2 separate regions of the Homo sapiens genome follow, and region 1 is linked to region 2. A link is a loop called in an ENCODE intact Hi-C map of the cell type or tissue named here. Cell type or tissue: GM12878. All regions are shown on one strand. Each heading gives the region's core, and the rest is flanking DNA. Links, peaks and the distances in the headings are about the cores only. Region 1 has its middle 19 kb from the start of ARL14EP. Region 2 overlaps ARL14EP-DT (ARL14EP divergent transcript).

Evidence for each region. Peaks named below come from ENCODE experiments on the same cell type or tissue, not always from the same donor. Only the 100,000 strongest peaks of a DNase experiment are listed, where the experiment ranks them.
Region 1: a loop joins it to region 2, with 4 times the contacts of the local background. A loop is called at or near these places in 3 of 110 quality-filtered maps.

What each region holds. Positions count from the first base shown.
Region 1 is chr11:30,341,107-30,344,032 of GRCh38, reverse strand. No RefSeq gene overlaps it. Among named protein-coding and RNA genes, the nearest start is that of ARL14EP, 19 kb to the right of the region's middle. RefSeq lists a silencer at 1,016-1,065. In GM12878, for the core only: no CTCF peak of the experiment used is centred there; a DNase peak (open chromatin) is centred at 1,082; H3K4me3 peaks cover 395 bases; H3K27ac peaks cover 1,871 bases.
Region 2 is chr11:30,205,032-30,207,957 of GRCh38, reverse strand. The region is part of intron 1 of ARL14EP-DT (ARL14EP divergent transcript); the gene reads left to right. Among named protein-coding and RNA genes, the nearest start is that of FSHB, 25 kb to the left of the region's middle. RefSeq lists an enhancer at 1,100-1,179. In GM12878, for the core only: no CTCF peak of the experiment used is centred there; DNase peaks (open chromatin) are centred at 1,097 and 1,477; H3K4me3 peaks cover 503 bases; H3K27ac peaks cover 1,012 bases.

The sequences.
Region 1 (2,926 bases), core at 91-2,590, 140 kb before region 2:
CTGTTTAGCTTATGAACAACAGAAATTTAATTCTTACAGTTCTGGAGGGTGAGAAGTCCAAGTTCCAATTTTCAAACATGCTAAGCACTTTAAAAGCAAGTAACACCAATACAAATACCCTAAATTGGTAACTTAATTACAAGTGCCTTATTGTTATTACAGAATGTCAGACCCTCATGGTAAATTACCATAGGCCATGCTACATTTGTCTAAAGGAGGTTAAGGTCCATGAGAATGGTATGAGAAGATTTTGCAGGGCAGGATTGAAGATGTGGGGGTAAGTCACAGCTGTTTGCTCTCCTTAAAAGATATAAAAGTTCCTGGCCGGGTGCAGTGGCTCACGCCTATAATCCCAGCACTATGGGAGGCTGAGGTGGGCAGATCACAAGGTCAGGAGATCGAGATCATCCTGGTTAACACGGTGAAACCCTGTCTCTACTAAAAATACAAAAATTAGCCGGGCGTGGTGCTGGGCGCCTGTAGTCCCAGCTACTTGGGAGGCTGAGGCAGGAGAATGGTGTGAACCCGGGAGGCGGAGCTTGCAGTGAGCCGAGATCGCACCACTGCACTCCAGCCTGGGCGACAGAGCGAGACTGTCTCAAAAAAAAAAAAAAAAAAAAAAAAAGAAGATAAAAGTTCCCAAGGGCATGAGTTTCAAACAGGCCATTCTACCCTTGATCTTTTATCCTCAAATGAGTAGAGCTAACTTTCCATCTAGTCATTACCTTGTATTCACTTAATGGTCAATCGTGCAAAAAGACAAAATTATTGACTCACATAACTGAAAATTCCAGGTTTGACTTCAGACATAACTGGATCGAGATACCCAAATTCTATCTATCTTGGTCTCTGGCTTCCACTTTCACGTATGTTGTTTACATTCTAAGGCAGATTCTCACTTAGTGCCAAGATTAGCCACCAGTAGGCCTGGTCTTAAACCTGTAAACTTAGCAACCCTCATTGAAAAAAAGCATCACTTCTTCTCTAGTCTCAGTAAGCCTGAAGTTGATTGGCTTTGATTGACCTGGCTAGTCATACATCCACCCTTCTAACATTCATTAAGGCTAGTGAGATGCTACATTCTCAAAGGCCAGGACTTGTGATAAACCCACCCTACAACCACAAAGTAAGGCCAACTGTATCTGAACCACATGGGCTGACTACAAGGGTGGTTTCTCAAAGGCCAACTGCAGAGTGCTAATTCCAGAAGGGGAAGTGATACTGGGCATGCAAAACACTACCAGACTTTAACTGACGTGGAAACAAAAATAAAAACAAAAACCCAAAGCAGATTCAAGAATTTTCCAAGCAGTGACCAAATGGACTTGATAATATGAACAAGAGAAAGGAGTAAAAAATGACTGACTATATATTTTATTGACTCATCTAAGGCCAGATACAGCAAACAATCTAATAGTTTATAATTTATTTGATTTTTAGAGCCAGGACCTGAGAACCAAGTTGAAATAGAAACAAATTAGGTTACTGTATTAGTCAGGGTTTTCCAGAGAAAGGGAACCAACTGGATGTGTCTGCCTGCCTGCCTGTCAATTGATATATTGATCTATCCATCCATCCACCCATACACCCATCCACCCATCCACCCATCCATCCATCCATCCATCCATCCATCCACCCACCCATCAAGAGGTGTAAGGAGCCTCTCAACATGGGTTGTCGGTATGTCACACAGTGTGAGGCTTTGTTTGCCAAGAATTTGTAGTTGAGCACTGACCCTAAAATCTATGTGTAGTTCTTTAAAAGACACAAGGAAAAAAATAAGCATGTTTTTTCAATTACAGCTTTTGGGGATGAGATGGAAACTTTTACTGAAAAAATTAGAAAATGTTTCTTTTTCAACATTTTCTATAGGAAAGTCTATCATCCAATTTAGAGAGGTCAGGAGCTATTTTGGAATAATAAATTTATTTTCATACACCAAACTGTAGGGCCTGTATTTTATGCAGAAATTTTCATTGCATAGTCTCATTCACTAAGTCATAAATGGCTAGATGCTTGCTAGCATTTTTAAAAAACCTCAATATACCACAATTCACTAAGCAATCCTGAATACCTCTCTTAATGCCAAAATTCAATTTGTATTTTATCCAGAATCTTGTAGTCTCCATTTACATGGTACCAGTACTGCTACTATTGGTTACTTTATCTTATGTGACAAAATAACCAATTTAATTTTCAATTACCTTCAAGACCAAATAATAAATTTGGGGTGTCAGAATATAACAAAAAACAATTTAATTTGCATTTTTCAAATTCTTCAGCGTAACTGATTGCTTGTTAACAAAGGGAAACTTAGCCAATTTGTTAAGTTTAGCAATGTTTGCAAACATTAGTTTTAATAAGTCTATTTATTATAAAACGTATCTTAGGCTTCAAAACCTAAGATAGGATAGGTAGATTATGGTAACATTTTTTTTTTTTTTTTTTTTTTTTAAGGTAAGAGTCTTGCTCTGCGTCCAGGATGGAGTGTGGTGGTGCGATCTCGGCTCACCACAACATCCGCCCCTCGGGTTCAAGCTATTCTCATGCCTCAGCCTCCCGAGTAGCTGGGACTACAGGTGTGCCCCACCATGCCCAGCTAATTTTTGCATTTTTAGTAGAGACGGGGGTTTCACTATGTTGGCCAGGCTGGTCTCGAACTCCTGACCTCATGATCTGCCCGCCTCAGCCTCCCAAAGTGCTGGGATTACAGGTGTGGGCCACAATGCCTGGCCAGCAACTCTTTAAAAAATAAAACGTTTGTTTGCTTGTAATGACATGAAATGCAGTTTCTAATCACTGGATGTTTAACCAAGAAATCACTCCCTTGTAGTTTCGAGGAGGAAAAAACACATTTTAGTTGTGGCATTTCACAGAACTGTAATACTTCCAAATTTAAATACCTTTTGTATTTGAAGGTGTTTTA
Region 2 (2,926 bases), core at 133-2,632:
CCACTTTACTCATCTCTTGCTACTACTATTTAAGCAAGGAGATTTGCTCTTGGGGTAAACAGTTAGTATATATCTGGGAGAAGATGGGTCCTTTCATTCTTTTTCCGGTATTTCCAGCTCATGGTATGTTGCCTAGCACATAGCAGGAGCCCAATAAAGTTTTGATGATGGATGAAGACAGAAGAATTGAAAATCCTATCATCCTGACTGAGATAAAAGAACATGGTAGGAAAAATGATAGTTTACTGTGAATGATAGTTTACTATGATGGTGACTGCATATGGGGTAGGCGTGACAGGAAAAGAGACAATTTATAGACTGTAAAAACTCTTTGTGACTTATGATTTTAGATTCACTCTAATTTCAGCATAGCATCAGCCCTCATTATTCTGGCTGGTGTGCCAATGTAGGAGAAATTATAAAGCAGTTAATTCTAATTTGTCTGAAGCTTAAGATACAGTTGTATGAATCTATACTTTTCTTTAACCAAAACAGAACAGTATCCTTTAAAACTTAACTGAGATGTTGAAGGTTAACAGGTATCTCTGAGAAGAAAGTTGTCTTTGTGTTTTAAAACATGGTTGGTAGTCATTCAATTACCTTCTTCTCATCCTTATTCTGCAATCCATACTGGGTTGGTAACTCTGTAGGTACTGGTTTTATAATTAATATTATGTATTTAGTAGGCAATAAATTTTTATTGTATTTTAATAAATTAACCTTGCTAACTAATGTGGAAAACTATAATACCATAAGTGTAGGGAATAATAGAGTCGATACCTTAAAGATTATTAAAGGCAAAATGTTTTTATCTCAAAAAAGTAAATAAGTAAAATTCAAAAATGCCTAGAGATCAACCCTAGGTGGCCGCTTAGGGATGGAATTTCTGGGGTTCTGCTAATGAAATTAATTCATGATGTTTTCTCAGTTTGCATACTTATAAATCTATATGGTGTCACAGATGTGTCTTTGAAAGTGCAATCCCTTTTGAGACCTGTAATGACCGAGCAGGTATGAGTTTCGGCTGCTCTTCTGTGGCTTCCTTTTTTTAGTCTTCTCACGGCTGTCTTAACACATTTGCTGTTCTGTCTTCTGGGGCTATAAACACCCAGAGAGTAGAATCTATATATTATCGTTTCTCCAGCTGTTTCCTAATCGGCTTAAAATGATGCACTTCTGTAAACTTTTGTTGAGCAGTTGAAAAAGGACAGCCTGAGGTATCTGAGGGGATTCAGGTTTTGGGACTGAAATTCACTTTTGTGTTTCACTAGCTGTGTGACCACAGGCCACTCACTTCTCTGAGTCTCTGAAGCATTTTAGATTGATGAGAAATAATATTCTTTTGTTATAAGGTTATGTGAAGATAGATTCATAGGATATATGTATTATCTGGCTCATAATAGAGGCTTAATATTCATCCCTTGTGTCTGTGGTGGAAATATTGTCTTAAGGCTTTACTTTCATTGTGTTCTTAATAGTCAAAAAAGTGGTTTTCCCCTTTAAAGAACACACAGGAGATCCACTTCCTCTTTGGCTGCCTTGTTTTTCTTTCACTGATTTGTCAATTTCCATCACTGATAGTGAAGCTTTTTGTGCTAAGGCTCTTCTCTTTATAGTACAGATAATAGGAAATGCTGCAACCAAATCCAAAGGGACCAGAACCAAAAAGGAGACTTTCTAATTTGAGATTTGACACCCATTTCAGCTGAGAATAAGGTTTGGTAAATATTTAAAATGGATTACATTTCTTGAAAGGACTTCTGCTGAATTTTATAAAGGAAAGATCAAAGCCTTCAGGTTTAAGTTTGATTCTACATATTTTCTACTTATGGTGAAATCCTCTGAGCCTTTTTCTCCTATAGAAAAGTTTTAATAAATCCTTGCTGAACCATTTCCACTAGAGAATTTGTCTCTATTACATTGAGGAGACTGGATATTTTAATTCTCACAGTTGATTGAATTCCAGTTCCGGAGCATCTAAATACTCTATCTTCTAGAATATCATCAATTAGTTAATTATATTTCATGATCCTAGTTTATATAAAATTCATACAAGGAAGACATTTGACTAATTTATCCTTAATACCCTTATAACATTGTTCTAAGAGTACAAATATAGCCTAGAATGTAGTAATGATGATAATAATAACAGCAACATTGGCCAGGTGCAGTGGCTCATGCCTGTAATCCCAGCACTTTGGGAGGCTGAGAGGTGGGAGGATTGCTTGAGCCCACGAGTTTGAGACCAGCCTAGACAATATAGTCAAGCCTCTTCTTTACAAAAAATATAAAAATTAGCCAGGCATGGCTGCATGCACCTGTGGTCCCAGCTACTTGTGAGACTGAGGTGGGAGGATCACTTGAGCCCAGGAGTTTGAGGCTACAGCGAGCTGTGATCATGCCACTGCACTCCAGCTTGGGTGACAGAGGAGACCCTGTCTCTGAAAAATAAATAAACTTTCTTTGTATCTAAGGTTTTTGTAAGAAAATGGTGACAATAACTGTAGCCAAACTATCTCAAAGCATTGTCACCTGTGTCAATGGACACAGAAAGGTTTTGAACAATATCATACAGAACATATTACAGTAGTGAATGCCTTAACACCCTTTCTTCACGATAGAATTCCAATTTGATTTTGATAAAGGCCTTGAAGGAAGCAGTACCCTATGTTATTTCTACACATAATCACCCTAAAACATTGTAGAAAAAAATTTGTACACAAGCCAACAACCTGATACACACATCATCCTCAATATTCAGAGATTAACATGTTAAGAAGAATGTTAACACTTTCAAAAGATTAAAATATTAATAATGTAATTATTGCCTGTGAATGTATTTGGGAAACATAGCATCAAAATCAAACAAATCATTCTTAAATCTTCAAAACCCAGTGTGTGGCAGGTCTAATCCTCCTGCTAAATG